Regions from separate parts of the Homo sapiens genome. Here region 2 is linked to region 1. A link is an interaction called in ENCODE POLR2A ChIA-PET data of the cell type or tissue named here. Cell type or tissue: A673. All regions are shown on one strand. Each heading gives the region's core, and the rest is flanking DNA. Links, peaks and the distances in the headings are about the cores only. Region 1 overlaps LMNB2 (lamin B2). Region 2 overlaps TMPRSS9 (transmembrane serine protease 9).

Region 1 (2,904 bases), core at 123-2,622:
GCGCATGGGCCATGGAGCCTGGTGGGTGTCAGATCCCAGTTCAGCCCCTGCTTGCCAAGAGCCCTTGGCCTCTGTGAACCCTGGTCTCTTCTTGTGTATCCTGGGGACCATCACCCTGGATAAGCCTGCGTCGGGCTGGAAGGACTGAACGCCCAGGGCATTGAAGGGGGCTTTGTGGTAGGGGCCACTGGCTGGCCCACGTCCCTGGAACCAGAGGTGACCCTGATGGGGCCATTGTTATTGGGTCCTCAGGTGTGGGCAGCTGGTGCGGGGGTGGCCCACAGCCCCCCCTCGACGCTGGTGTGGAAGGGCCAGAGCAGCTGGGGCACGGGCGAGAGCTTCCGCACCGTCCTGGTTAACGCGGATGGCGAGGTGGGTGTGTGTGGCTTGGGGGGTGCTCGGCTGGAGTCCTGGGCAGGGTCTGGGCACCCTCGGGGCCGCCACAGCAGCTCTGGGCCCGATCCCGGGACATGCCGCCGTGTCCTGTCCCGCACAGGAAGTGGCCATGAGGACTGTGAAGAAGTCCTCGGTGATGCGTGAGAATGAGAATGGGGAGGAAGAGGAGGAGGAAGCCGAGTTTGGCGAGGAGGATCTTTTCCACCAACAGGTAGGACCCCTGTGCCCACTTGCGGCTGGGGGGCAGCCTCTGGGGCAGAGTGAGCTCGTGCACACACATACACATGCGTGCTGGCCGCATCCCCGACGGGAGCTCCATCTGGCTGCCGTGGCTCAGGGTGAAGCCAGCCTTGGCTGTTACCAGCACGGCAGAGACCTGTTCTTGCCTCCTGGGTCGTGCCCATCGTGTGAATTTGCGACATCACAGACCTCAGGGTAGCTGGCCAGGGGGTCCCCTGAGAGGTGGGTGTTGAACAGCTCCCCAAATGCTCTCTGGTCAACCGGCTTCCTCAGTCGAAGACACAGGTCCCTTCAATACTGGCTTCTGGGGAGAAGATGAGTGCAGAAACCACAGCTGCATTAAACGCGTGCGTCGCAAGTTCCTGTGACTGTTTTGGAACCCAGAACAGAATGTGTAGCTCACAGGCGGGCTCATGGGGACATGGAAGTGGAATGGAAGGCTCTAGAAATAGACACTGTTGTTGCTCAGCCCCTCCCTGGTGGGGAGGTGGGGGCAGCCATCTACCTGCCGGCTGCCTCCAGGCTGGCCCTGATCATGGCCGACCTTCCTTCCTTCCTTCCTGCAGGGGGACCCGAGGACCACCTCAAGAGGCTGCTACGTGATGTGAACCCACACTCCTCATCCACACACCTTTCTTTACCCAGAGCCACTGAAAACTATTTTTATATCATTGGCTTTCTTTAGTTCTTGATACATTTCTAGAGAATTTCTAAGCGAACTGCCAGAACGTGTGGGTGGGTCTCCCCCAGCCCTCCCTCCTGGCGGGTCTCCTCCAGCCTCACTTCGCTGCCACTTCGCCGCTGCCCCGGAGACTTTTCAATCCCACCCCACTCCTCATCTCACCATTTGGTCAAATTGGAAGCCCAGGGCCAGGACCCGGAGGTTTAGAAGATGCTTGGGCTTGGAGGGAGGAGGGCCGGCGAGGCTAGCGAGGGGACAGGAGACGGCCCTGCTGCGGACGGAGCGCGGAAACTGCGTAGGAATTCAGTGGTGGTGGGTTTTTTTAAGGCTTTCTACAAAACCAAATTCAGAATCCAGGCGTCGACCTGGTGGGGCCCGGGGCCAAGCCTGCATTCTGGCTGCCCAGCTTCGGACAGCGGGAACTCCTCAGGCAGCCACGCAGCGGGTGTGGGCCAGCATGGGGATGGCGTGGCCCCCAGGGCGGGTTTTCACTCCGCTGCCTGGGCTTCCAGATTCCCGTTCTGGCAGCGCACCGGCCGGGTTTCTCGGACCGTTGACTTTATTTGGGGGAGTTTTCCCGCAGTTCAGTTCCTGACTGTGCAAGGCCAACAGGGCAGGGGAGGGGAAGACCTGGGGAAGGAAGAATGAGGACAGTCCCGTCGTAAGACCTGTCACAACAATAAGCAGGGAGGGGAGATGTGGAGGGGACACATCTGGTTGCCTTGGAGGCAGAAGCTGTGAGTTTCAGAACAGCTGTCTGCAGGGAACGCCACCATGTTGACCCTCTGGAGGAGAGCGCTGTGGAGCCCCTCCCGTGTTCCAGCTCCGTCTGCCCTGTGCCTATATATACACATGCGTCTATCCATACTGTGCTTTTATCTGTGATTTTCTCGCTGAAACCATGTTTCTCAGACAGGCCAAGGCCACCTGACTCCTATCACGACGCACCCAAGCCCCTCAGTCCAGCTTCCCAATGCCTGGCACCCCCCTTCGGCAATAGCTCACCGTTTACACCCTCCCTCATAGATACACAGAAGTTATTTTTTTAATGGATATTTATTTTTTTACATTGGTCAGTACACAGGTCAGGAGCTCACGCCAGGGCCTTGAGGACAGGCTGACCCTCCTCCCCGGGGTGGCGTGGGGCTGGGGCACCCTCCGACGGCAGAGCCTCCTTCAGAAAGTGCAGCTCAAGTCTTAAAGACACCAAAACTGAGCCATGGGCACGCGCCGTCTCCGGGCCATGGCGTTCACTGCAGGGCGGGGGCGGCACCGCTCCCCTGTGACTGCATCCCGCCTCCCTGGGGACCTGCCTGTGGCAGGAAGGAATGGGGGGCCCCAGCCCCAGGCCGGGAAGGAGCCAGCGGCCGACAAAGCAGAAACACCCGCTGCTCCACGTAGCCCCTGCTCGCTGTCCTTGCTCTCAGAAGTCCCGGTCCCATGTAGATAGAGGGGGGCGCATCTTACCAAAGCATTTCCTCCTGGAGGCTACGCCGCTGTGCTCCCAGTCAGGCGGCTGGTAGGGAGCTTTGCCTGCCCCGGGGATACCCTCTGCCAGCCGCTGGAAGTGGGAATGCTGGCGACAG
Region 2 (2,904 bases), core at 238-2,737, 56 kb after region 1:
GGCGGGCCTCATATCCCCACAGTGTTCTCATGAGAGGAGGTGGGAGGGTGAGGGTCAGGGAGACTGGAAGAGGCTGTGCTGCGCTGTGGCTGTGAAGGGAGAGGAAGGGGCCCCGAGCAAGGGATGTGGGTGCCTCTAGACGCTGGGAAAGGCGGGAACACATTCTCGCCTGGAGCCCCCAGGAGGGACCAGCCCTGCCCACACCTTGACTTTGGCCCAGGGAGGCCCATCTTGTTCCAGCAGCACCAGGAAGCCAACACACGCTCCCTGGGGACAATGCTACTCGATGCTGACTTCGGAGAGAGCCGAATGGTTTACTGGGCATCTGGCATCTTTACAGGAGGAACACCCTGCAAATGGGAGCTGCCCAACTCATAATATCCAGATCCTCACTCATCCTGAGACTTCCAGGAGTCCCAGCAAGGCAATGAAATTCTCCAGGCCTCAGTTTCCCCAGGTCGTTGATCTGCTTTGTCCCTTCAGTTGTAATTTTCTAGGGTATGTGTTTTTTGTCTGCCCAGCATCCCTTTCTTCAATGAAGGTCCACCTCATCCCTGCTGTCCTGGTGGGGTGGTCGATCATGGTGCTAGCCACCAGGTCTGCCAATCACAGTGTTTACTCCCTCTCCCCATCAGTGATGATTGGTCCATACTGAACACAAGCCTGCCAATCACAGCTTCCACCCTTCCATCTCCAGCCAGTGATTGGTCCACACTGGACCCTGGCCTGCCAATCACAGTTCCCACCCCTCCATCCCCATCAGTGATTGGTCCACACTGGACCCTGGCCTGCCAATCACAGTTCCCACCCCTCCATCCCCCATCAGTGATTGGTCCGCACTGGACCCTGACCTGGCAATCACAGTGCCTACCCCTCCATCCCCATCAGTGATTGGTCCACACTAGACCCTGACCTAGCAATCACAGGGCCCACCCCTCCATCCCCATCAGTGATGGACCCAAGAGGTTGCATATGACCCAAGCAGGACACCAAGTTCTTTTGGATCCTTGAGTTTCAACTTTATAAAACTGTCACTTTTTAAGACCAAAGTCTATAGAACAAGATCAGTTTCTTATGGTTCAACTCACAGAAGCAGGGACGGAGACGCCTTCTTCCCAGTGGGGCTCCTAAACTGCCACGTGTAGACGTGGGGCCATTGGCCTCCATCTTGGTGGCCAACAGAAGGAAAGGATGAGGTCAGTGCCGTGGAGGAAGAGACCAAAAGGGGATAGAGTTGGAGGCAGGAGTCTCCACCAGGGAAGGACCTCAGCAGACACCAGAGTGAGTCAGGCGCAGCCCCGCCCAGCACCAGCTCCTCCACGGGACCTGTTTCGTCGTGGAGCCAAGTTCTGTGCCCCCTGGTGCCAGGATATGTAGTTTGTGAACAAACCGAAGCGGAGAGCAGGAACTTCTACAGGGATGGTCCCTAAAGGAAACGCTCTTCCCCTCCTTTGCTGCTGTCTGGAGAAGAACACAATACAATCAACACAACATCAGGCTTATCCACCGTATGCACTCGGCGCCCACCTCACCAAGGCCACAGAGGCTCGTGGGTAAGGGGCCAGAGCCAGCCGGTGGTCAGAGGAGAAACCTTCCTCCAAGAACCTCTTCCAAGCCTGGTTAGGGGCTCCCCAGAGACAACCAGAGCAACGCAGAGGCCTCCAACAGGGTCTCAAACAAAGACCCTGTTTTTGAGGGGTGTTTTTGTTTTCTTTTTTTTCTTTTTTTGAGACGGAGTCTCGCTCTGTCTCCAGGCTGGAGTGCAGTGGCGCGATCTCGGCTCACTGCAACCTCCGCCTCCCAGGTTCAAGCAATCCTCTAGCCTCAGTCTCCCAAGTAGCTGGGACTACAGGCGCCCACCACCACACCCAGCTAATTTTTGTATTTTTTAGTAGAGACGGGGTTTCACCATATTGGTCAGGGTGGTCTCGAACTCCTGACCTCAGGTGATCCACCGGCCTCGGCCTCCCAAAGTGCGGGGATTACAGGCGTGAGCCACCGCGCCCTACCTCTTTAAAAAAAAAAAAAAAAAAAAAAAAAAAAAAAAAAAAAGATTGTTGAGAGAAATCAGCATGAAATTAATGGACAGGCAGGACTTTGAGCCTCTCCTTGTCACCGTGAATACAAGAAAAAGGAATCTTTGGTGCTGATGTAATAGCTTGAAAAGCAGTGAAGCCGCGGAGGGGTCAGAGCTCTGTAGCTCGGGAAAATGTTATAAAGCACTGCCCAGATTTGCCCAATGTACAGAAACTTCTAGACTCCTCTCAACTCCTCAAGGATAGACACGAGCCTTCTTTACCTCTCTGCCTTGCTCAGATCTCCCTGTAAAGCACTTTGCAAATAGTTGGTACAGACAAAAGCATTTGTTGCTTCAGTGAAAAGCTGACAAGTTTCCTAAAGAATAAATCAGCATGGTGTGTATTAGTTTCGCAAAAAGTTGGCTGAAAACCTCCAAGCTGCAACCTCCCTAGGCCACGTGTACGGCAAAGAAAGCAAAAGTTGGCCGGGCACTGTGGCTCATGCCTGTAATCCCAGCGCCTTAAGAGGCTGAGGCGGGTGGATCGCTTGAGGCCAGGAGTTCGAGACCAGCCTGGCCAACATGGCGAAACCCCGTCTCTACTAAAAATACGAATATTAGCTGGGCATGGTGGTGCATGCCTGTAATCCCAGCACTTTGGGAGGCCGAGGTGGGTGGATCACCTGAGGTCAGGAGTTCGAGACCACCCTGGCCAACACGGCGAAACCCCGTCTCTACTAAAAATGCAAAAATTAGCTGGGCATGGTGGTACACGCCTGTAATCCCAGCACTTTGGGAGGCCAAAGTGGGAGGATCCCTTGAGGCCAGGCGTTTGAGACCAGCCTGGCCAACATCACAAAACCCTATCTCTACTAAAAATACAAAAA

Evidence for each region. Peaks named below come from ENCODE experiments on the same cell type or tissue, not always from the same donor. Only the 100,000 strongest peaks of a DNase experiment are listed, where the experiment ranks them.
Region 2: POLR2A ChIA-PET joins it to region 1 with 18 read pairs; 5 of 35 experiments call an interaction of 5 or more read pairs at or near these places.

What each region holds. Positions count from the first base shown.
Region 1 is chr19:2,429,251-2,432,154 of GRCh38, reverse strand. LMNB2 (lamin B2) reads left to right here. Exons shown (of 12, transcript NM_032737.4): 10 at 253-372; 11 at 497-607; 12 at 1,203-2,904. The coding sequence ends at 1,244. Among named protein-coding and RNA genes, the nearest start is that of TIMM13, 3.1 kb to the right of the region's middle. In A673, for the core only: no CTCF peak of the experiment used is centred there; no DNase peak of the experiment used is centred there; H3K27ac peaks cover 710 bases.
Region 2 is chr19:2,373,397-2,376,300 of GRCh38, reverse strand. The region is part of intron 1 of TMPRSS9 (transmembrane serine protease 9); the gene reads right to left. Among named protein-coding and RNA genes, the nearest start is that of TMPRSS9, 15 kb to the right of the region's middle. In A673, for the core only: no CTCF peak of the experiment used is centred there; no DNase peak of the experiment used is centred there; H3K27ac peaks cover 438 bases.